Linked DNA regions of Homo sapiens: region 2 is linked to region 1. The links are chromatin loops, found by intact Hi-C in ENCODE. Cell type or tissue: HCT116. All regions are shown on one strand. Each heading gives the region's core, and the rest is flanking DNA. Links, peaks and the distances in the headings are about the cores only. Region 1 overlaps TMEM182 (transmembrane protein 182). Region 2 holds the start of SLC9A2 (solute carrier family 9 member A2).

Region 1 (16,652 bases), core at 1-8,000:
TGAAGTAGCCTTTTCTTAAATGGCAAACTGGGATGTATGTGGAATTTTGCTGCAGAAAGTAGAAACAGAGTCTTTCTGGGTGGAGGAGACTGCAGAGCTCTGAACCTTGGACTAAGTCCCTTGTTAGACTCACAGGCTGGTGAGACTACCTAGACGTCTTGAGAGTAGAAGGATTCAAGCAGCCCCTATTCCAGGTCCAGGATGTGCTCATGGAAGCAAAGGGTATCTTTGCAGTGTAGCTTAGTCCCTTGAAACACCACAGAGGCCAAGTTGAGTCTTGTTTCCTGCATGTGCCTGCTTGCTCTGCCCCATTCCACGAGCACAGGGTGAGCTCTTTGCCCCAGACAGCTCACAAGTTATTGCCTCTCACCAGGGATATGAGCAGGGCTGATTGGGATGAATTGTGTGAATCCTCTGCCATGTGCGGCAAAATGCCTGAAGCACAGCCGTCTGCAGCTCACCCGTCCTTCCCTGCTCTGGAGGCAGTGCTTTCTGTAAGTGTAGGGATGGAAACACTTAATCTAGTGTAGGAAAGGTTAGTAGATATAAAGGGAATAGGAAGTTCCCATCTCTAGCAGGTTAGACTGACTTAAAAGGAAGTGGGATTTGTGGTTTGGTTTCCTTTTTTGTTTTCAAAAGATCAAAAGAAATGGCAATAGCCCATCAGTAAACCACATTTATTTGCAACTGAGATAAGAGAGATAAGATGGATACATAATACGTAATTCAGGATTTTTTTCTCCTTAATACTAGAAAAAACAGCTCGCAGAAACCAAGCAACATAGTTCAGGTGCTCATTTTCCTTTGGCTGAGGCTGAACATGTTGCTCGCAGAGGCTCCTCATGTTTTCCTCCAGGTAAAGGAGGATGTGGCGGCTGTCAGAGCAGGAGAGTGTGTGGGGCAAGTCAAGAGCAGGACGGCTTAGGAAGAACTGCCGACAGCCTGGAGGCAGGCTGTCTACACTTGCAGGCACACGCAGCCCTGCCGTCCACACCTGCAGGCACACGCAGCCCTGCCGTCCACACCTGCAGGCACATGCAGCTCTGCCGTCTACACCTGCAGGCACACGCAGCCCTGGCATCCACATCTGCATGCACACGCAGCCCTGCTGTCTCTATGTCTATCCTGTGAGAGATCTGGGCTATAAATAGCTGCACACTGTGGACAAGCGCAGGGAACTCCCTGGGAGGGGCTGGCCAAGGTGTGGCTACAGTGGCTTTTCTTTTTTTCTTTTTTTTCCTTCACATTTTAGTTTCTTTTTTTATTATTTTATTTTTTAAAACAATTTTTCCATAGGTTATTGGGGTACTGGTGGTGTTTGGTTACATGAGTAAATTCTTTAGCAGTGATTTGTGAGATTTTGGCACACCCATCACCCAAGCAGTATCCACTGCACTCTATTTGTAGTCTTTTATCCCTTGCCCCCTTCTACCCTTCCCCCCAAGTCCCCAAAGTCCATTGTATCATTCTTATGCCTTTGCGTCCTCATAGCTTAGCTTGCATATATTAGTGAAAACGTACAATGTTTGGTTTTCCATTCCTGAGTTACACCTAGAATAATAGTCTCCAACCTCATCCAGGTTGCTGTGAATGCCTTTAATTCATTCTTTTTAATGGCTGAGTAGTATTCCATTGTATATATGTACCACAGTTTCTTTATCCACTTGTTGGTTGATGGGCATTTGGGTTGGATCCACTACAGTGGTTTTTTAAAAGCTTCTCTGACTTTCCCTGGTATGTGACAAGTAGGCTTGCAGGAGAAAACCAAAAGCATAGCTTCCCAATAGGAAACCGAATATTTTACCTGAGTTCAGACTTAACATATTAAGAGCTCTGGTGTGTGGGAGGTTGGTGGTGGAAAAAAAAAGTAGTTAATATAAACTATTTGTTACTGATATGCCAGTCAGATGCATCTCTTGTACTAGAATTAGTGTCTTCAGTTTTGATGATCAAAAGACCCAGGTGCACTAGATCTGCCTTCTAAACAGCATAGACTAGTTACACTCATATTTCTAAAAGTACCTGCTTTGTAGACTCGCTTTGTGCCTTCCATTGTCACAGTTGGGATTTGTCTAAAAAATCACTGTCATCCAGACACTGATCCTGTTATAATATGGGAACACCTTCCTTCAAATTTTAATGTGGATTTTCCAACGTCCTTGGTCTGACATTTTCCACAAATGTCAAATGCCAGCATTAGTCAGCCTTGCTTAATATTATATAGAAAAGAGATGTGACGGCTTTTATTTACAAAAATATTTTAAATGTGATTACTTTTCTTTCTCTGATTCTTCCTTGCAAGCTTATTTTCCCCGCATTGCTCTTCAGTGGAAATGTGTCTAACTGGTTGTTAGAATCCATTTTAAAATGGGGCACTAATATGGGAGAAAATGAGGAAATCAAATCCCAAAGCCTGCTCCTTGAGTCTGGAACATCTTAGTTGGGTGAAGGCTGTGAGAATGTGAAGAGAGGAATGAGAATGTGAAGAGAGGAGACACAGAGCCATTTCTTTGGAGAGAGCCATTGCTTTCCTGTAAGTGTCCACCCAACCTGACGGACCTTGTTGTCCACCCAACCTCCAACCTTGTTGGAGACATTCTGGTTCACGGTCTAACACCTGCCCAGATAAATCACCATCTCAGGAATACCTTTGGTGGAGCTTTTCTGAACAACCTTAAACTTCAAACTTGAATAAATGCTTCCCCACACTCCTATCGTTCCCTCAAAAAAAAAAAAATGTGCTGTTCTTCTAAGAAGTAAAATGACAGGCCTGGCAAACAAATGTTTTTACTCATATGACATACTATAATGAGGCATCATTAATCTTTATCCTGAAAGACGGTTTTCAGATGTGCAAAGTGAGAAGATTATTTCTCTGAACCGAGTGTGGTGGTGGTGCCTGCAGTCCCAGCTACTCGGGAGGCTGATGCAAGAGGATTGCTTGAGTCCAGGAGTTGGAAGCTGCAGTGAGCTGTGACCGCACCACTGTACTCCAGCCTGGCAGAGCGAGATCCTGTCTCTAAAAAAACAAAAAAAACCCATACTGTCTCTGGTCTGGAATTAGGTTTTGTCACAGTGAAAAGGCAGACTGAATTTCCATAAGCTTTATTCTCCTTTTTCAAAATATGTGTCTCATTACTATCTACTATTTACTCAGTACTAAGGGATTTAATTTCTTTGCAAATATTTCCTTTCATTGAAAACCATCCTATCCCCCAAATAGTCACTTTGCTCAGAACTAACTAGTAGTGAGTGGCCAAAAAATATTGTATTGGTTTTTTCACTAAGTTTTATAATTTTTTTTTTCTGAGCCATTTGTTTTCTTTACATTTTCGTGTATGGAAAGAGAAGCCTAATGTGCTTGACCTAGGCTAACGGTCTGTCCTGAAAAGAATTTTTACTTCCTAGAAGTAAAGGGCTGATGGGCAGGGGAAGGCGGTTGGCTTGACTGGACACTCAAAGAAGAAATTGTCCTCAATACGAACGAGCTTGAGCCTGGATTCACCTTCTGTTCTTGGCAAAACATTTTGTCATGGGACTGTGGGGTGACTGGTGCCACCTCGTGGAGAGTTCCAGAAAGACACTGGGAGATGCATTGGAGGTCATCATTCCCTTACTCCTCTGAAATCTCAGGACTGGAAGACACCACAGCGAGTTTATTCTTTTGCCTCTTGGCCTGTCCTGAAATAGCCCAGTCACATGAGAATCTCTGATGCTTTAGAAGATTTCAGAGAGTAACATTTGCTAACCATTAGCAGGAGCTCGTGCCAAAGCTTAATAATAATAATAATAATAACAAAATTAGCCCATGCTTATTAGTTGTTTGTCATGTTCCAGGCACTGTTTTCAGGACTTTTCCTCTGTTCGGTCCTCATGACTACTTTCTGAGGTAGGCACTTGGATCCTCTCTATTTTACCAATGAAGAAACTGAGACAGAGCAGTACGAAAGTTGCTCAGGGTTACTCAATAAAGTGTAAAGTGTGAAACTTTGAGGCAGGATTTGAACCAGGGCAGTCAGAATCCAGGGGTGTGCCCTCAATCACATCCTACTTCCTGAAACTCAATTCTTGTGAATAAATATTTCCTTGGCATTAGATGAAATTCTCATTTTCAGATTAAACCCCTAATTACTTGTGGAAATAGGTAAACCCCCATGGTCATTCTCTGTTAATGATTGTTACTCAGTAGAGTACAGAGCACTGGGTATGTAGGATGTTTAATGATAAAAATTGTTATGACAATCTAAGAAAGTTATAAATGCTTGAGAAACCCAATCAGCATTTTATATATGTTGTTGACTAAATCAAACTATGAGTCTAGAAAATGAAAGGGAAGAGGGAATTATTGTATTTGGAAAGCAGAATGATGAAGTGTGTGCAGCAATGAGTGTTTGGAAATCAGAAAAGTGTAATCATGATATTGTAACAGCAGAAAGAATTAAGGCTGTGTCAGAAAATTGGAGAAAAAATGGAAAACAAGTCTGAGAAAATGAAGAATGGAGATAAAGAATGTGGACGATTATGCATTAGTTGTTCTGTAATCTGAAGCATAATTTTATGGGAAAACAATAGCATACTAATGTAAAGAAGAGCAAACTAATTTTTCAAAAACACAATTTTAAATCATTTAAAGTAACTTCTAGCTTTTCTCAGAAAGATTGTCTAAATATTTTGATGAATGCAATAATATTTATGAGACTACTTTGAAAGTACATTACAATATTATGACAAATATTACTCTTTAGCAAATGTGGAAGTGGCAAATTTCCCTTTTCCCAGATATAATATGGAGAAAGTTAAGAGTACATGTTGGACTCTGGAATGCACCTGTGATAGCTGGTCACGCTGCACTAATCCTCATATTTCGTCCTTTAGCAAGACATAGAGGACTTCACTGAAGTAGAGAAAGCCCTCAGACACTTCGATTTCTAAGGTTCCTCGTTGTTAAAATTAATACATATGAAAACAAGTTTGCAAATATTGTAGCATTTTTAGTGTTTATATTTAATATATTAACTCTCTATGCTTTTACAATTCATACATAAATGAATGACCCTATATACAACATGATTTGTAGATATCATGCAAAGGCTAATTGGGAGTCTTTTATGAATGCAGGGCTAAAGTCAAATCATCCTAATGGACCCCGACAGCATTCGTAGCATGAGGGAGCATTGAGATTCCATCCTAAGAGGTTAATCAGCTGCCTGTTCTCACACAGCCAGCTTCTTAAGAGTCTAGCTCTTTCTCCTTGGTTGTAATTTTTGACCCCCTAAATTAAAGCCTAGAGATGCTCCTTAAATATTGCAGAGGCAAGTCTTTTTCCAAAGGAGTTCCAGAAATAATGCTATAAGGATGGGTTGTGTTCTAGGTGGCTGAACGATGAAAGCTGAATGAGCCATTCAGCTTTCCAATCTCCTACAATAATTGAGCGCTATGGAATAATTGTTAAAAGTTTTGCTGAGGAATTAATGTTTGAGGAAGACAGTTAAGGCAGTGTTTTATTAAGAACCATGTTCTCAGTTGGATTTAGCAGGGCTGCTTGTGGGTGGGGAAAAGGGAGGAAGCTTCAGCAGGTGCACTTCAGGTGCCTGCCGTAGCATCGATAAGTTCCAGTGCCATTTTATCAGTTTTGCCTAAGATTGTGCTCCATACAAAAATTTCATTACCATATTTTTCTAAAATCATTTGTCTAAGAAAATGTTATCCATTATTTCAAAATTTCATGTATGAGTTAGAACATCACAAAACGGTATATTCCCAGTAGTTTCATTCATAATAGTTAGAACAACCCAAATGTTTATCAGTGGATAAACAGATAAACAAATTTTGATATACTCATACGATGGAATAATGCTCAGCAATAAAAAGGAATGAAGTGTGAACACATCTTGAGAACATGAATGCATTCTCAGGCATTATGTTGAGTAAAAACATTCCCAAACAAAAGACTGTATACTGCTATGATTCCATTTATAATGACGTTCTAAGGACAAAACTGAGCTATAGTGATAGATGCTTTGGGTAGGAGAGTGAAGAGGCATAAAGAACCTCTTTGAGTGATGCATACATTCTATTTTTAATTGGTTGTGGCTACACTGATGTTTACATTTGTCAAAACCCATCAAATCTTACACTTGAAATCTGTACATTTTACTCTATGTAAAGTATATGTAAATTAAAAGAATGAGAAAGAGGAACAATAAACCTGGAATACTTTTGCCCATTAGGAAAACCTTCAGACTATGGCAGTTTAATATCATATCTTCAAACTTTAGGTATGGGCTGATTTAAGAAATGTTTATATGAAGATGTTTTATGTATTTTCTGCAAAAGCCTTTTGTAGGGGTATGGTCAGTCAGGGTATTCAGTGTCCCTGTGCAGATCTGCAGAAGGCATTCCCAGTATCTCCCTTGAAGAATTGCTTCGTTTCTTCTTCAAAAATTACAGTAAATACATAGCTTATCAAATTTCTTTTTTGTTCTTTCTTCTGGACATGTCTGCTCTAAATTCACCGTTTCATGAATGCTGCTATCCTTAGCACACTTACCCAGGCCCCAGATTTTTTCTTTGATTCTATACTTAGCACAAATGTGACCTGCTGCCTTCTAGGCAGCTCCACCTAGAAAAGTAACCTAGTCCCCCACTGCTTCCTGGAAACATTTTCCCTGTTGCAGAATGTTTGGGAATGTTTTCAGCTTAACCTATGAGACTCGTGCTCTCAGGGTTCAGTCTGAGTTATTCCACAGGCTCAACGTTTGACCTTGGTGGACAAATAAGTGACAGCAATCCTCATTTCCATCCTCTGTTGAAAATAGCCACAATGAGGAAGCCGATGCTATCATCCTTAACATTTTATGATGTTTACTTTCTAATTCTATGTAGATGCCCTGCTAAATATTGCACTACCTTTAGAGTGTGTGCAGCCTTTACGTAGAAAAAGGACGATTTTGTTTTCTGATTCTAGTTTACTTTTCACCTTAACTTCATAATGAGTGTTTTGACTGTGCAGTTCTATGGCTTTTCTTATGCCCATGGAAAACTGAAATGAGTTGCCTCTGCATTTGTGTGGAAGCATGACTAAAGGAGGCCATTGAATCATCTCGAATTTATGATTCTTCCCCAAGTAACCTATAACTGCTCATGACTCAAGTTGTGAAAGCCCATTTAAAGGCAGTCGAGTTACATCTAAGAAGTGAAAGATCAAGTCTGTCATTTTTAAATAATCCAAAACACTCTCTTTTTAAAAAAAAATACATGTAAGAGTATATGTGCTTCTAGACAATAATAAAGCAGTTTGATACTTTGCCTAACTTTTTTAGGAAAAAAGTTTTCATTTCTCGGGCTAAATTTTTCTCTTCTATGGATTTGTTTTTAAATCTGGTTCTTACGGTATAGTGAAAAGATCTTTAGAATATGCCTCCATTTTTCACTCTTGTGTTTGTGAAACAGTGAGGATATACAATTTTATGTCTCAGTTTTTGACTTGGTCTTGGGGGAATCTGTTTTGTTTCCATACTGTGATTGTTTCCATAGTGTTATCATCAGCAATTGCATTCCCAATGGCCATTTGTCACTAAATTTTACGTGCCCTTTGTTTCAGAAAGAGAAAACATGCTTTCCAAATTGAATTCACGGCATTTAAAGGGCAAAGTTTTGTAAGAGAACCCATGCAAAATTATACGTTTCAATCATTGTTTCACATACTGCCAATAACAAGAGATCCAACATGTTCTTGGTGTGACTCAATTATCTTTCTGCAGTTTCACTGTGGTCACAAATCTTCATGGATTCGGGGCTGGGTTTTGATTCTGCCTCCAGTGAAATATTTTATATATTTTCTGGACTTCAAAAAATAGGTATTATAAAATTCAATTGGAAATAAATGTGTGCTTTCCAAATGTATGACCAAATTTAAATGTAATTTTATTTTAAAACAATTTACTATCTATATATTGCAGTATTTTCTATTCTTGCTAAAGTCACTGTGGCAAGTAGGTTTGTAACTCATTGTTATTCAAGCCAGTTATTGTTTATGTTTTTAAAAGTCCTGAGATATCAAAATATAGATGTTGTAAATCCTTTTACCTAATCAAAATACAGATGTTGTAAATCCTTTTACCTAAAGACTCCGTTCAAGTTTTTCTAACTATTCCATTAATGTCCTCTATAGCAAAAAAAAAAAAAAAAAAAAAAAATTCTAAATCATGCTTTGTATTTAGTTGTTGCTTGAGTCTCCATTAAACCAGAGTTAAGTCCATTTTTGTGCTTCATAACCTTGACACTTTTGAAAAAAGTACAGGCCTGTGATTTTTGTAGAAAGGTCTTGAATTTGAGTTTGATTTTTTTCTTTAATGATTGAGTTTAGGCTCTGTATTTTTGGCTCTAAGATCATAGCATTGATGCTGTGTGATTCTCACTGCATCCCATCAAGTGATGTGTGATATCAATTTGTCATGTCACTGGTGATGTTAACTTTGATTACTTGAATAAGGCAATATTTGCTGGGTTTCTGTAGTATGAGGTTACTATTTTCTCCGTCAAAATTAATAAGCATTTTATTGGAAGAGATTTTGAACTTATGTAAATATACTCTGTTTCATTCAATTTTATCCACTGGATTTAGCATTCATTTTTATTTCTTCTCCGAATTATTTTTAAGTGATTGTCAAATGGTGATTTCTAATTCTGCCATCCCTCTACACTTATAAGTTAGTGTTCTGTTGTAAGGAAAAGCTTCCCTTTCCCTATTCATTTATTCACTCATTTATTTATATCACTGTGAGTTCCTATTTTATTCAATGGGAAATAATGTACCACTATCATTATTCATTTTGTGATCAGATTGTCTTAGTTTAAGCTATGGGAGGCCCCATCAAGCTGGCTTCCAAAACACCCCTGTCATTCTTTGAACACATCTTTACTTTCTGGGGTAACAAGATTTTCCAGGTTCATCTTGTATTTTATGCCCCAGCCTGGATTCAACAATTTCTTTGAGAATCCCGGTTTCATGGTGTTTAGGCATCAAGATCTGGACACTTGGTATACTCTATGCGACTGGATGTTGGTGTTGCCAGATGCTCTCAAGAAAGAGAGCCACAAAATATATCTAGGTATATATACACATGTGTATTTTAAAACATGCACACACACATTTACTTCTATATTTATTTCTGTATTATCTATCAGTGAAAAACCATGAAGTCACACTGATATATCCAATTCTAATCAAATTCTAATCACTGTAGGGTTTATTTTAGCTTTCCTCCTTTTCAAATTTGTAACTATTTCCTGGCAGTCAGAAACATGGCTCCCATTGGCCATTCACTTATTTGATCAGTCTACCTGAATACAGTGTCCTTCTGTTTCCTCTCTTGACCACATGTCTCATGCAGGCTGCCATGATTAATTCTTGCTTCCATATCCACTAAACCATTGGCCTTTGGTGTAAATTCCTTCTCATTGTCTGTCTCTCTCTCTCTCTCTTTGTCTACACATGTACACACACACACACACACACACACACACACACACACACACACACACTGGTTTACCCCATGGGTGAGATATAAACTGATCTGATACAAATTAAATGGACAGTATCTTCAATTAGTGAACAAGTTAAAGACTATAGTGATAGAAATGACTACTTTTCCTTCTTTTAAATGGAATTTCCCTTCAAATAATGACAATATTTAAATATAAGTTAATTCTTTCCTATTAAAAATCATCTACCTGATTACCTGCAATACATTTTCCTAATACTCAAAGTTCAGTGATGGGTTTTTCAATTTTTGAAAAGATAAATTTAAGGCTACTAGTTTTTCACAAAGGCAATTTCCTTTTTCCATTAAAATATCTGAAAGCACAAGAGAGTCACATGATGCAAGGAAGATAAAAACCATATCAGCAAATAATACAAAGTTTTGCAAGGTGTTTGCATAAGGCAAATGATATTATGCAAATGCCTAAGCCAAACCTTTACATCAACAGGCAACACTGTCTATATATTTGCTGGAAAATGTATTGAAATGCACAGAGTTGCTAGACAACACATGGAATTGCCATATTGTTGTCAAAATCTGAGGTATGGCGTTGTAAGGAGTTTGCTTGCAGGCTGTGGCTTTACTATTTCTCTGTGATTAGTTGTTTCTCAGTGGCTATATTGCTCTACTCTGTGAGCCAATATTTGCATTTATATTACAGACCACGGTGTGAAGGATGTTTCTTATTAGCGAAGCATCTATTTGATTCTTCATTGCTCTGTAGCTTGTGTCATGATTACAAGGAAGTTTAAACTCCGATACTGACACACCACAACATATTTATGAGCCCTTCTTCTTTTGTGTTTACTTTTCAAGATTCTTTATGAAATTGATGGCCCAGGAGAGAGAGGGCATCCTAAATGCTGTAGGACCACAATTAACGTGAGAAATGTAATTGATGACTGGGCTCTTAAAAGCTACTCTCTGCCAATATGCCTCAGTCTCTGCTCCTAGTCTCAGACTTGCATTTAGCTTTCAGACATTCTAGCAATTAGACTATGGAGATTTTATACCTAACAGTTCAACTCATTAATTCAATGAGTGTAATAGATCCTTGGCATGTTTGGATTGAAATTTTGGACAAATAACAAGTGCTCTCAAGTAGATTTTGCTTTAGGACAAATTTGAATCCATCAGGCTGTGTGTGCGGTTTGTGTATGGAGCCTGTTGCTTACTGGTGACTCTGCCCAGCGGACCCTGGAGCCTGCTGCTCAGCGTAGTGGCATTGTTTCCTTCTGGCAATTACGGTAACAGTTACATGGGAAAGGACATGCTTAGTGGTATTCTCCAGTTTCAGGATTCACAGAGCTTTTCTGTCACTTGTTAAGGTCATGGGTCCAAAACTGTAATACTTCATCTAATTCCAAGAGTGTTTGGAACCAGTGGATTACAGTTACGTTGTAATTGTTGCTAAATTGGGATGTTGCCCTCTAGTTAGTGGTTAGGCATTTGTTATTTCCCTCCCTCTGTCCCTCCTTCCTTCCTTCCTCCCTTCCTCCCTTCCTTCATTCTCTCTCTTTCTTTTTTTCTTTCATTTAATATGGCTGTTGATCTCTAATCCATGATTTTATATTACACAAAATCTTTTATCATCAATCTTCCTCCCTCATTTATTCAAGACAATGTTTTCTCTATGCTGTAATCAATCTTTAGTGTGTATATATATATATATATATTTAGATTCTGAAGAATCACGTATATTCTTTTATGTTTGTTCAGTGTTTTCATCTCCGTTCTTGTCTAGTGCTTACTTTGGTTTCTATTTGTATAACCATATTTAATTGCAGCATTAGTTAGCTGGGTTATAATAGTATAACAAGAGTCAGAAAGACCCGGGCTGAAAATCAGCTCTGAAAACCACTGTCTGTGTCTGTGTATATCTAAAACCAGGTGGTAAGTGTACCTATTTCAATGTTTATTCTATGTATTGAAAGAAATAACATAGTATAGTGCTCATCCCAAACCATTTGTGCAGTAAAAAAGAAAAAAAAAAGTTAGAATATAAATTCTACAAGTGCTGAGATATTCACTAATGTTCACAAGCACTTACTACAGTCCTTGGCACCCAGGAAACACTCAATAAATACCTGTCAGTGATTGCTGTTCTTAGGCTACTATAGCCCTCCTCTCAATGCTTTGAAGATGAAAGATAAAAGAAATATCTATAAAGTACATAATAAAAGGTCTGACGTAGAGTATTTGATTTTGCTAGAAATGTATTTGCAGGAGCTTGTCATCCGGTCAATGATTGGTTTAGATAGCGTTCTTGAGAAAACATCTTCAGAAAGGCTAACAGTCTTCTGTTTCATCCTTCTCAGGCATCCTATTTTCATTGGTGGTGATGCTGTATGTCATCTGGGTCCAGGCAGTGGCTGACATGGAAAGCTACCGAAACATGAAAATGAAGGACTGCCTGGATTTCACCCCTTCTGTTCTGTATGGCTGGTCATTTTTCCTGGCCCCAGCTGGGATATTTTTTTCTTTGCTAGCTGGATTACTATTTCTGGTTGTTGGATGGCATATTCAGATACATCACTAAATCAACTGTTGCCACAAGTATTTTCTTGAGAGATTTTAAAACAAGGAATACTTTTTTTCCATTTTGTTTCATTGATCCCAGCATAAAGTTAGTAGATATAACTTTTTAGTTGCTATTCAAATTAATCATTTTACTAAAATTTTCTTCAGTAAGAAGGTCCTAGAATCTCTCCAGACACCAGCAAGCCTCTATCTTGTCTAAGTGCTGTCAAGGACCTAGTTCTTTAGGGAATAGGTAAACAGGTCTCCCTTTCATTGAACATGTTAGAGTTCATGCAGGTCGCAAAGGCCTGATAATAGCTTAATACCATGACATGGGGAAAATCTCGATAGATTTGGCTTAAAGTCTCCTTGGCATTCACTTCTGCTAATTAAAAAAAATCCTTGAAGAATAATTAAGAATGGGCAAGGTTGTCAGAGAATTTATTTTGTTTCTTGCCCACACAGATAATATCCACATACACATTCACTGGCTCTTGTGAGCAAATGAATTTAAAAATAGACAGCAGTTGTTCTAATTAGTGGGAGCCATGTACTCACCAGTTAAAATGGGCCACAACAAACAAGACTGAGAGCATGTACTTATCTTGCTTTTTCACCAACAGTGGTTTGGTTACCTAGTTTTATTCACTTAATTGTGCATGCTTACATAAACTTTAAACTACATTTAAAACTAGCAAATCTGCATACCAAATTATGTATAACGTAGATTGAATTTTTATGAACTTAAAGTGAGTTAATTGTATAATGTAATATTGTTTAAAATATGTAAAAACCAAGCATTTCCGCTTGGTCCATAATTCTATTTGATATTTTAAAATTCTCATTTAAAAATTATATTGCTATCATTCAGCATGTGAAAATTTATTGATAAAATGTGATTTTAATATTTTTTAGATATAAACTTTCAACGTACTTCCATATGAGGATTATAATAGCCCTGCTTTATTAAAGACCATAAAATATTAACTTTCCCCAAGATGTTATGGGTTCCAGTTCTTCTGATCATTTGATTCCTTTAATTACTGTCCCTCAATTTCTTCATCTTTACAATAGATATATTAACATTTACAGATCGACTATTTCCTTTAACCTCCTAGAAGAAAGTTTTTGTGGGGAAAGATGATTCTGTATTATTCAGTAGCATAGACATTTTGCATATCAAAGATGTTCATTTGGCACTAATGTTGATTGAAATCAAATCCATCTGAGATGCCTAGCTCGTATTTGCATTCTGGAAGCCTCCATCGCAGGGGAGCTCGGCAGGGTATGTGAGCTTTGTTGGAGGTGCGGTGTTTCATTCTGCAGCTGTTGTGAGGACAGAGAGGCATGGCCCACAGGCAAAAAAAGTCACCACCCAGAAGATGCTCTGGGATAGAGGAACTGCTCCTTTTCATCAGCTCTTCCAATGCCGTGGGAGAGGTGATCCCAGTCTTCTCTGTACATCTTGTGCTTTTCCATTAAGACTTGTTCCAGTGGGAAGGAGCTTTGGAAAAATTGCAAAGGTCTGAATCTTCAGGGCATTTTCATGACAGGACTTGCCAATAATAATAATAATAATAATAATAATAATAATAATAAAGCTCCAGAGGCCTAACTGGTTTCTCAAGTCATTTCAGTGATATCATTGAAACGTTTTTGTGGTACTTCCCTTTGTCTTTCACTGTTTCATTTTTATATTGCTTCATTTACTTCTTTGCTTTTGGCTTTGTTATTAGAAAAAATAATTATGAGGTCTGTTGTGCATGTTGACTGTGATATTAAGTTATGGCATGCCATTAAGTTTTCCAGACGATGTTGGATGTATCTGATTAGTTCATGTCATCTGTAAATACAATTCTTTTTTGTAGTACTTTGGAATGGAGCCTTTTTCTGGTGTACTGTATGCCATTTAAGTTTCACATACAAGCTGCTTTCGGCAAAGGCTTGAATATTTATAAATTTCAGATGGTTATCCTCACTTTATAGTACACTTAAGTGGCTACCATATATTTTTTATATGACAATTGGCTGAATAGCTGATGTGTATGACACTTTTACACAGATTTGCACTTTGGAACTATTTTATAGTTGTAATGCATCAATCAAATACATTTCAAGCACATTTCTTGATCAATTTACCAGCAACCCTCTGAAGGAATGAAGGAGAGTTGTGATTGCTATGTCAATGAGTGAAATATACTTAAAAATGGCAGAGTTATATAGTACATTATTGTAGCAACCTTATATCTGATTTGAGATACTGTGTTGCCAAATGTCCATGTTATGTTTATTTCTCTATTGGTTGTATTTATTAATTTTTAGAAGCCTTTAAACTGTGTTAGAATCTTTTTGAAAAATGTTGATTTTGCATCATAAAGTTTCAATTTATCAAGGATATCTTTTCAGTTACACTTTTAGAAAGAGTGAATAAAAAGGGCAGTGAGTTATGCTCTTGGACTTGGTGAAAGCTATCATCTCTCCATATTGTATTTGTTCAGCTGGTTTAATTCACTCAGGTGGATGATTGCACATACATTGGAATTGGCTGGAGAGACTACACAGAGAAGTTTAATGATCGTGTACAATTTGAGGGTTGATGGTAGGGCTTTCTAAAAAAAGTAATATCAAGTGTGTTGTTAGTATTCATTTAGTCATTTTTATTACTAATCTATAAATATATTTATTAAATTTGAAGATTAAATGGAATTATAAAGGAATATATTGGAGGAAGTGTCAGTGTTGGTAATTATTCATCTATTTATCTGTCTATCATCAATATATATGGGTGCATGTCTGTGTATATTTGTGTGTATGTAAGTGTGCATGTGTATTATATGTTTGGGTAGAAAGAGATACATTGAATGGTATAAATCAATATATTTGAGCTAAGCAAGTTAAAAAAAAATCAGTTATCTTTGGGAACAGCAATCTATTATTGTTGTTTCCCTGAGTGCCACTTTAACTGTTTCACTCAATGGATGGTGGTTTATTCAGTTCAACACGTAATTTGATTTCTATTTTCTTAAAAGTAACCATGTTGGACTTACAAAGAGACTTAGAATGTCAGAGGTGTTAGGCAGATATTGGATACCAGTAAAATTGGCTGGATATGTCTGAAGGTCGGTGGAATTGTGAGAAAGACCAATGGTGATGGGGTTACATTGAAGAAAATATAAGATGAGCTAAATCAAAACCAGATTTGATTTTTTTGGGACTCCACCAGAAGTGGAAACTCATAAACAAGAGATGAAACAGAAAACTACATTTTTATTGATTGTATGAAGGAGTTAAATATATGGAGACATTTCCTCAGTGATGATCAAGGGTAGGTGGGGAAATTCCAATAAGAATGTAGGATGACAATACCTTAGATATGTTGAAAACCAAGGAGGATGGGGATATAGTATCTTTCGTATTATAATAAGCATAAAGTTAGCAAAGGGACATTTAATTTGGTTAGCAGGGAAGATAGGAAAGAAAGAAAGGAAAACATCCAGTTACAGATTAGACTTTCTGAACTAACTCCCCAGAGCAAGCGTTAGGGGCTCCATCTTCAGATCAGTGAGACAAACCTGGACTAGCCTGTGAGAGTGGGATGTATCAGAGACAGCAAGTCTGGAACGACAATGGAGATGCCCGAGGAGACCCACTCAGCTTTTTGAAAGATCATCCCTCCTGCCCATAGGATTCAGCTATGACTGAAAAATTGAAGGGGCAATTGGACGGTTGAACTTTATAAATGATCTGCTTCTAGATGTAAGGAGTCATATGATATATCTAATAATTCTATTTAATCCTATCTATCTATCTATCTATCTATCTATCTATCTATCTCTAAATTATACAGTTAAATTGATCTCTATATAGATAGATACTCTCTATATCTATACATTGTCTATATAAGTAACTAAATTAGAACGATTTGGATTCTTCAAATGATGATGGTTTTCCTAGTTCACTGAAATGACAGGATAGTTTACCTTGGGTTTATGAAATAAGCATGGTTGAAATAATTGGCATCCTGCACGGATTCTGAATATTTTGCAGATAATTTAGGGAAGGAGAGGGCTCACTGGGATAAAATAAGTGCACATGCAGCAAAGATTTTAATATTCTCATTCTTCTGGACGTCTAGGAATTACAGTGACATAATTCACTGAAAATGTAGGATAGTTGTCTTTTTATATGACAATTCATTTTTTCTTTTCTTAGCATTTTTCCCCATTAATTCTAAAGAGAGACTGCCACTGTTAAAAAATTTACCAATGCTTACACAGAGTATTGATGTTAAAAACGACCTAAATGAACAGATATTTAAACAACAAATACTACCAAAGAGTGATGTGTAAAGAATAATGCTTATTGCCTCATATTTTGGTCTAGCATATATAAAGGCACTGTAAGAAAATTTGATGTATTGTTTTCATCCCCCGAAAATTCAAGGGAAATTTTTCTCAAAAACTTTTGTGGGTATATGTAACTATCTGAAAGATATGTGAAGTAGAAAGTCGGATTAACTTGTCTATGTGTACCTATAACCACATACCTAGGCATGTATATGTATATATATGTCTGTGGTATGCATGT
Region 2 (9,287 bases), core at 1-8,000, 190 kb before region 1:
CTAAAATCATCCTTATTTCTGTATCTCTCTTTCCCCTAAGAAGTAGGGTATATAAGCATCAGTACCCAAGACAGACCTCAGTTTTTCTCCCTGCAAGATCAGTTCAGTTTTTGCTTTCTGATTGCATTGCATGTCAGAGTTCAGATGATACACGACAGAGTTGAAAGGACAGGGAGTCTCTCTTCCCACATGTGACATCACAGTATCTGGAGCAGGATGTAGGTGTGTGTCCATTCTACACGGATGTTTTAGATTAATATCTTAAATTTTTAAAACCTTTTATAAAGAAACATAAAGTTACTTGTCCCCAAGTCCCTTATTTTATGGAGGAAAACCAAAGCACTGAAAAACTTGGTGGTTGGATATCTGAAAGCTGACTCTTAGCTTAAATATATTAGGAGGATTCAACATTAAAAGTAGCACTGTTAGCTGGGTGTGGTGGTGTGCCTCTAGTCCCAACTACTTAGGAGGCTGAGAAGGAAGGATCACTTGAGTCCAGGAATTATTAGGAGTTTGAGGCCAGCCTGGGCAACACAGTGAGACTCCATCTCTACAAAACCAAACAACAACAAAAAAGTACCAAGATTATTTATAAGCTTGAATTTGCAGAAAGTACCTTTTCATAAAGCAAAACATTTCTCTGCTGAAACAAATATATTTGGCCAAAAAGAAAGAGAGGAAAGTATTAATTCTGTGGGCATCAGTAAAATGTTCACGCCACTGCATGACTGCTCTCTAAGAAGAAGTCCTTAGATTTTTGCTGAGAATTAAGTCTCTTAAAAAAAGAAAGTAGTTTAAACATTGAGAACTTTCAAATATAATAATAAAATAACCAAATCAACAGTATTATGAGAGTCAACTTTTTATAGGCAAAGATTCTCAATTGATATATTACACAACTAATGGCTAGTGGTTGTGCAATGCACATTTTAAAGAAAGGGGAATATAAAATATGAATATTATAAAAATGTGCAAAGAATAGTATGACATATTAATATCTAACTATTATTAGTAACTATTGCGACTATTACACTGGTATCTGAGGATGGAGCCGTTCCCTGGTCTCTGTCTCTTGATAGAGCATACATTGCTCCTGCATGCTAGCTTCTAAGGGAGGTGCTAACCTCTGGCGCCGCACTGTGGTGCAGAAGAGCTACTGCCACTAATGAGCAGTTCCCTTCCTCTGTGTCAGCTTCCACTCTGCATCTGAAAAAGACAGATAGCACATTAAACCTTTTGGAGTTGTGAAGAATATGTTTGCTGGCATGCAGAGACCTCTACCTGCTCCTTCATACAGAAGTTCCTGAGGTTTCAACATTCTACAACTCTTCAGTAAGCTCTAAGTTCTGTATGGCAAGAGACACAAAGTTAAACCTCAGTTCCTCCTGAAGTTTCCAGTGCAGGAGCGGGGGATTTAAGATCAGTCCTGGGTTAGGTCAGGATCCTAATCTCCTCTGCACAGCTCACAGTTTTATATTTTAAGGTGCATGTCCTCTTAAGCTAACTCAGCTTTATCTTACTAGTTTCTTTCCCTTGTACCAGGAAGTATTCCAAAATCCTTTGTGATTCCTAGTGATGCCAGATCTACTCTCTTGCTTGATGGCTGTATAATTCAGGAGAGTTACTCCTATTAAAGTATTCCATTAAATACAGTAATATTCTAATGGACCACTCTTGAGCAAAGTGCAGAGAAAAGTACGCATTTGCCTTAGAAGGTTCATAAATTCCTAGTAAATATTTCTATGCTATGTGAAAGTCAATCTGAAATCAGGTAACTATAATTTCTAAAAATATTTAGAAATCTTGTAATGTGATTAAATTCACACATCATTTGGGTAGAAGGGGGAAAAAAGACATGAGAGATGCCAAAATGTGAATGAGGGATCACTGGAGAAAACATTTCATGTAAAACTAGGAGAATTCATGTCCATCCTGCAACTGGCCTAACTGTGAGAAAGCCCTGCAGCTCAGATCCGTAGTGTGTGAGAGTTGTTGATTTCACCGTCAATTCATACATTTATTCGTCCAACACATATTTAGCGGGTACTCACTGTCTCCGGGCAATATGCTAGGAGCTAAAGATAAAAGAATGAGTTAAACAGACCAATACCTTCACAGAGATGTTCAGTGGGAGAAAAGCAAAATGATTAAGTGCTGAAAAGTTATGGGAGATCAAAGGGCATAAAAGAAGACCCCCCAATTAGTCCAGAAATTCAGCTACCAGGTGAGACGTCCAAAGGTCGCTAAGAAACCACTAAAGGATTTTAAATGTGTACACACGTTTCGCTTCTTGCTTCAGTCATCCCATGGGTGGTGTTATCACTTTCACGGCTGAGCTCCTAGTCAGAGGGCACTTTGAAGAAATAGCCAGGCCAAGTCGCTCTCAGCATAGGGGCATAATTTAACTCTTTTTAAATTTGCTTTAAGGGAAAGATGAAAAGAATGTCTTTTTAGACTAATTTCTTCGCCTCCCATTTACAAGAATAAATAAAACGACTTTTTTTTCAAATGTAAAAAAAAGTGGATAGCCTTTAACTGCAGTAGCATAGATGTATAAAGTTGAAGTGATACCACATAAGGTTTACAGGCAGTGAGGGCCCGGAAACAGATTTGTCATTCATTTTCTTGTTCATGATACACAATTATTCTTAAAAGTGTTGTGTGACAAACTCCTAGAAAGTATTGTCTAAATGTGCCCTCTCCCTATTACTATGTCACTAAGTTTGTAGAACTGCCTGATTCACTTACCAAAACTTTATCCTGCTGTAACTTTTTTGAACAATCCCTGTAATATTCTCCACTGCTTATTTTAAAGTAGCTGAGAATATAGCGTGCTGTTTATGGGCAACTAGTCATGGGGTAGAGGGTGAGATGATACCAGTGTTAGCCTGGGCAGGCCTGGGTGTGAATTCCATCCAGACACTTACTTAATATGTAAACTTGATTAAGTCTATTTGTTTATTTTTACACATTTCTACACTATATTTCTTCACTTATAAAATGGGTAAAAAATATCTGCCTCTTTGGATTTTTACGATTGACAAAAAAATGCAAGTAAAGTGCCTTGTATTGAGCTTCCCATGTAGAGACAGATACTCAAAAAATTTAAAAATCTCTTATTTGCTGCCTTTTCACAGGGGTATGTTAGGCACATACCTTTAATAAACGTTTCCAGTGAAAGGAGAAGGGGAGGCTGAGTTTTGGATGCCCAATGATTCTTCTCAAGATAATATCTTTAGTTTCAATTCTGTAGCGCTTTTGAAAAACTGATGCTTTGTGAAATATCAAATGAAGTAGTGCTCTGTAACATCTCCCAGAATTCTTCTCTCTTTTTAGCCTGGACTTGTCCCTCCATTACTTTGAAGACCCAAAGAGGACTGTTCCTTATTTTCTTCTATGCAGGTGGAGGATTTTTTTTTCTTGTACCCTCTGCTGACATCTCACTGATTTTCTATGTTAGAACTTTGAAAGAAAAAAAAAAAAAAAACGGCTTTGAAGGTCGAACTGCCTGGTGTTTGTTTAATAGTAGAAGCCACGTGTTTTGACACATCAAAGATTAAGAAAAGAGAAGGATTTTATTTCATAAATATCAAAGGGAAAACTTTCAGTTAATTGAATGGCAACTAGTCCCCTTTGTGCTCATTTCGGTTTCTGGCGATAAAGATGCTCAAACAGTGAGATCGCAACCAGTGAAGGAGGCGCTCTGAAGGACAGGAAAGGTTGGCTCTGCATGAGAAAGCCCTTTTAGATCCAGAAGAAGAATCACGCTTCCTTTCTTTTCCTGACCACAGCCTGTCCTGTAATTAGCGGAGCAAGTCAATCTGAGCGAGGCAAATCACTGGTTTTCCATGAAATAATTATATTTCTTATGCTCTTGGACATGTACACCTCTAAGCCTAAAAGCGGAGAAAGATGTTTTGGTTTTTTTTACGTGAGCTGGGGGAGGGAGAAGAAAAGTGGCAGCGACAGTGTAGCAAATGGGTGAAAGCAGCACAATGTGGCAAGAGGAGAGAACAGGATTCCGATTCCGTGGGGGCGTGGGAACACTGAGTTCCGCGCAGGGAGTTTCCCTGTTCAGAGCACCTTGTGCGCGAGTTGATAACTCTCGGAAAGGAAACAAAATTTGGCTTTCCTAAACTTTCTGTACGTCCAGAGAATCCCATGCCTTGTCTTGGCCTCCGCAGCGCCAGGCTGGGGTGACAGCACTCCTCCTCCACCGGCCCGGGCTTCTCCTCCGGACCGCGAGCCTGTGGCGCCTCCCCGCGCGCCCAGCGCACCGGGGTGTCCCCTTGGAGGAGCCTGCGGGGGCGGGGGAGGAGGGAAGGGCGCGACTCGTGGGTCGCGCTGGTTCCTTCACTGGATGGACGTCCGACGCTGCCTCCGGGGCGGAGACAGCTCCGGCCACCATGCGCCCGTTGCGGCGATTCCACCCACAGTTCGCTGGCTCTGGGGGTGGCGGGTCTTGGCGCGCGGTGCCTGCGCGAAGGGAGGGCAGCCATCGCCCCCGCGGTCACTGGGGCCCCGCGTTCCCCGCGGGCTCGGGCAGGTGCGCGGTGTGCCGGCCAGGTCCCCTTGTCCTCCTGCCCTGCGGCTTGGGCGCCGCGCCCGCCCCGCCCCCGCCCGCGGGCCGCCCTGGGCAGGGCCTGCCGCTGCGGCTGGAGAGCAGCGCACCGGCATGGGCAGGCGGCCGGCGGCGGAGGGCGGCTGAGGGCTGCTGAGGGTACGCGCAGCGGCCTCTCGTCGCCCTGCACGTGCCTCGCCAGGCAGTGCGCCTGCTCGCAGCGAGGACCTAGCCCTCTGGTTGCAGAGACCCGGTGCCGCAGCAGCGGCGGGTGGCTGTCGCTGCCCTGCCCTGCACGGGGCAGGGCGGAGCGGGCTGAGCAGCCCGGGCGCGATGCGTTGAGCGCTCGGAGGGCCAACCGCCGGTCCCCTTGGCGGCAACCGGCGGCACCCATGGAACCACTGGGCAACTGGAGGAGCCTGCGGGCGCCACTGCCTCCGATGCTGTTGCTGCTGCTCCTGCAGGTGGCGGGGCCCGTGGGCGCCCTGGCGGAGACCTTGCTGAACGCGCCGAGGGCCATGGGCACCAGTTCCAGCCCGCCTAGCCCTGCGAGCGTGGTGGCTCCCGGAACGACGCTGTTCGAGGAGAGCCGGCTGCCTGTGTTTACGCTGGATTACCCCCACGTGCAGATCCCCTTCGAGATCACCCTTTGGATCCTGCTGGCCTCCCTGGCCAAGATTGGTGAGCGAACTGGACTTGTGGGGAATGGGAGGGGGCGATCTCGGGGGGACACCTGGAGGGTGACCGGGTCAGCCAGCTGACCTCTAGATAGTGACCGCCTCATCTTGAATCAGGGCAGGGACGACAGATGGAGCAGCTTCTTCTGGTTGAAAAGGACCCTTGGAAGAGCAGTTTCGCGTTTTGGTTCTTAAGGGAACATTGGCCTTGAAATGGCCCCAAGTGTAAGTTCTACAAACTCAGCGATTGCTGCTTACTTCTGCCGCACGGAACGCCAAGTTTGTCAGCTCTCTGCTTAAGTTGAGTGAGATCTGTTTATTGAAGTGTACCAGTCTCACCTGCAGGGAGAGAGGTGCCGACGAACCCCGGAGCTATGCATAATGTGGTTAAAACCCTGGATGCTACAGGAGAGAGGCGCCTTGGCAGTGACACAGACCCTGCTGTGCGCCTGACTAATGAGGTGCATGGAAGGGGACCAGGGACACCTGAGTGCTTGCAGCTGCAATAGGAACGCCCTTTCTCCTCCCTCTATTGGGTTGAGGCTGTCACTCTCCAGGAAGCTTTTGCTTCGGGGTGGCTGAGGCCAGTGAGGTGAGATGCATATTTAAAAATAATTAACTCTGGGCCCAGGACAATGGCCCAGCCTGTAATCCCAGCACACTGGGAGGCCCAGACGTGAGGATCCCTTGAGGCCAGGAGTTCAAGATCATCATGGGCAACATAGCAAGACCAAACAGTACAAAAATAAAAAATTGGCCGGGCGAGGTGATTCACGCCTGTAATCCCAGCACTTTGGGAGGCTGAGGCAAGGTGGATCACGAGGATCACTGATCAACATGGTGAAACCTCGTCTCTACTAAAAATACAAAAAAATTAGCCGGGCGTGGTGGTGGGCGCCTGTAATCCCAGCTACTCGGGAGGCTGAGGGAGGGAATTGCTTGAACCCAGGAGGCGGAGGTTGCATTGAACCGAGATTGCCACTGCACTCCAGCCTGGGCAACAAAGCAAGACTCTGTCTCAAAAATTAATCAATCAATTAATTAATTAATTAGGTAGCCTGGTGTTGTGGTGCACATATGTATTCCCAGTTACTTGGAGGCTGAGGCGGGAGCCTGAGGGAGGAGGATCGCTTAAACTCAGGAGGTTGCGGTTGCAGTGAGCCATGAATGGCACCACTGCACTCCAGCCTGGGCCACAGAGAGATACCTTGTCTCAGGGAAAAAAAAAAAAAAAAAAAAATTACCCACTTTCATACTACCTTTAACTCTCATTTTGAAAGCAGAAACCTCAGAATATATTTTCTCATCTTCATTACCCACGCCCCAGAAACTTTCATGTTATGAGCATGGTGCTTTATATTATTTTTACTTTATATTTTAAAGACTTTAGAAAAATCCTGAAATATTAACTATTGTTATAATGATTCGATTAAGTTGTTAGGTCCAAAGAATGTATGCATTACATGTGTTTTACGTCTTTACCCTGTGAGATGAGGCAGATTTCCATAAAGAATGAAAAGACGCATTGTCTGCCATCCTCAGGGAGCTTACTGATGAGTGGAGAGACGTGTACACGCTGTGTGATTATTGCCCAGGACAGTGCTGAGTAGGGTGACAAACTCAGAAAAGATAGTATGCCATTGCAGGGAAGCAGAGAACACTTCCTCATGCAGAGCAAACATTTAAACTGGATTTTCCAGGATGACCAGGATCTGGTCAGTTAGAGAGAAAAGGGAGCAACATTCCAGAGAGGACTGAACAAAGACATAAATTGGGAGAGGAGTGCAAAGCAGGTAGAAGGGATGGTTTACAGGAGGGTGGAAGTTGTGGTAGGTAAACCGGAAGCAAATCTTCATGCCAGATAAGATTAATTAGAGTCTATTAGTGGTGACTAAGAGAGACACATATTATTTAACAACTCTGAAGTCTGTAATTGACTGGCTTTGACGTGGTGCTACTAGTTGAGTGTCTTAATTCCACTGAGAGATGGTATAAGGGAGATGGGCTTCCCCACCTATAAACCAGATACACACATGTTTGTAAATTGCCTCTAATAATAAACTCAGATGCCACAAGCCTGCCCTGTAGGGAGTGGCGGTATTAATACTCCCACTAGTTGAGGTGGAAACTCTGAGTGAATTTGCACCCAGAAGCACACAAAGTGGCGAGCCAAAATGAATGACCTGTTCCCTGTCACTCTCTCTGAGCCTCAAGGCTCCATCGCTGGAGGGCTGCTTCTGTGCCTGTTTCCATTACTGCTTCTCTGTTGCCATTTCTATTCCAACTATCTCCTTTGTTCATCATTCCTGATTGTTTTAATCAGATTAGTTACAATAATAACAGCCTCTAGGAGGCACTTAAGGGCATTATCTCTAATTTTTACAGTCACCATGCCGGGTAGGTGTTGTTTTCCTGGTTTCATATAGGAGAAAATGAAAAAATGGGGAGATTAACTTGGTGGTGGGTGGTGAGCCAGAATTCCAGCCAGGTCTGTCTCATTTCTCATCTTTGTGCGTTTCCAGAAGGCTTGTTCTTTTGGGAGGATTAAATGAGAATGAATGTGTAACATCTTTAGAATAAAGCTGGGCACACTGTAAGCACTCCATCACTCCATCCATACTATCATCATTAGTAGCAGTGAGGACAGTGGTATAGTCAAAGTAGTAGTAGTTAACTGTACAGTTTCTAGCACTACAGAACCTTTTCCACTGTTGACTGTCCTGGGCTGCCACCTGTCTCTCTTTACTTCCGCTTTGGCCTCAGCCTTCTACAAGTGTTCTTATTCTGTGGGCTGCCTTCCCGCACTTACTCTCTTGCTGTCCTGTTCCATTCATTTTATTGGACCATCTCACTTTCATTATGTGGTATTTTGTTAAAGGCATTCATGCTTGCTTGCATAACAGGTGTATTTGTCTCTCCACTAGCATCTTTTTAGCCCAGATATGTTTATATTTCCTGGGCCCCCTCTGTTCTAGTTGCCAGTTTCGGCTTTCCCCTGCATTGTGCTTGGCTATGGAAATCATCACATATTGCACCTCCTGTCCTCCCCCAAATTTGGAACGTCTCTGGCTACTACTTTACCTTTCCTTTCTGCATCTGAGTGTCACAGAGATGATAATTTCCATGCAGAGAGTGGTCTGAACAGCCAAATGGAGACTGCCATGGGTAGAGTGAAGGGTATATTTCTCAGGACAGAAAGTGGAGTTTTAGAGTCCAAAATGCTGGTGCCTGGGGTATTTTCTCCAGATTCGTCTGCATAGAGCCCAGCCTCGTCCTGCAGCTTCCCCTGTGTTCCTAGAGGAGCCAGGAAATGCCCAGAAATCCCCACCCCTCCTCTTGCTCCCAGGGTTCTGAACTTTCTGTTTGGTTTTAAGCAGGACCGTCCTGGTGCTGTGGGACACTTTCGTACCCCATTAAACAGTCATCTAGTCATTTCTCTTTCAACTTTTGTTCTGAAAAAGCTGTTTTGTGGTGGCTTATATGACTTAAGTTGCTCATATTTGGGAATGAAGAGGAATTGAGCTGTGCAGGTGGATATGATACTGTGGGGTAATGCAAATGCTAACCCCTGCAAAATGCCATGGTTTCTATTTGGGGCACTTTTGTGCCATTTGTGTAGTGTACCTGACCTTACCTGCCTCAGAGAACATGGAGAAACATTGCTAGTGATTAATCTAAACGTGGTTAAATTAACAGGCTGTCCAAAGTGGAGGATCCGAATAACATTTGTAGGGGGTTTAAATAATGCCTGATGGTGAATTCAGAATAGTTTTCTAATATAATATATATTACATTATATATTATCAGCTAATATAATCTTAGAAATATTACAATCAGAAGTGAGAAAATCCATTTTTGGCAAAGCATTGAATGATTCAGCTTAGCTCTTAATTGTTACACTTGATTATCAGGGAAAATCAACATCCTAATTACTTGGTCCAGAAAAAGTAGTTTTGTAATTATAACATTTACCAAAACAATGATGATAATGATGGTGATGATGGTAAAGATGATGATGAGTATGTGCTTATGAAGTAGGTCAAAATATT

Evidence for each region. Peaks named below come from ENCODE experiments on the same cell type or tissue, not always from the same donor. Only the 100,000 strongest peaks of a DNase experiment are listed, where the experiment ranks them.
Region 2: a loop joins it to region 1, with 2.5 times the contacts of the local background. A loop is called at or near these places in 7 of 110 quality-filtered maps.

The regions. Positions count from the first base shown.
Region 1 is chr2:102,802,885-102,819,536 of GRCh38, forward strand. It overlaps TMEM182 (transmembrane protein 182), which reads left to right. Exons shown (of 5, transcript NM_144632.5): 5 at 11,864-14,795. The coding sequence ends at 12,084. Among named protein-coding and RNA genes, the nearest start is that of TMEM182, 49 kb to the left of the region's middle. In HCT116, for the core only: a CTCF peak has its summit at 3,564 (motif pointing left); a DNase peak (open chromatin) is centred at 3,547.
Region 2 is chr2:102,614,896-102,624,182 of GRCh38, forward strand. SLC9A2 (solute carrier family 9 member A2) reads left to right here and starts at 4,658. Exons shown (of 12, transcript NM_003048.6): 1 at 4,658-5,242. The coding sequence starts at 4,954. RefSeq lists a silencer at 4,266-4,375. In HCT116, for the core only: a CTCF peak has its summit at 1,151; DNase peaks (open chromatin) are centred at 1,126 and 4,356; H3K4me3 peaks cover 1,423 bases; H3K27ac peaks cover 247 bases.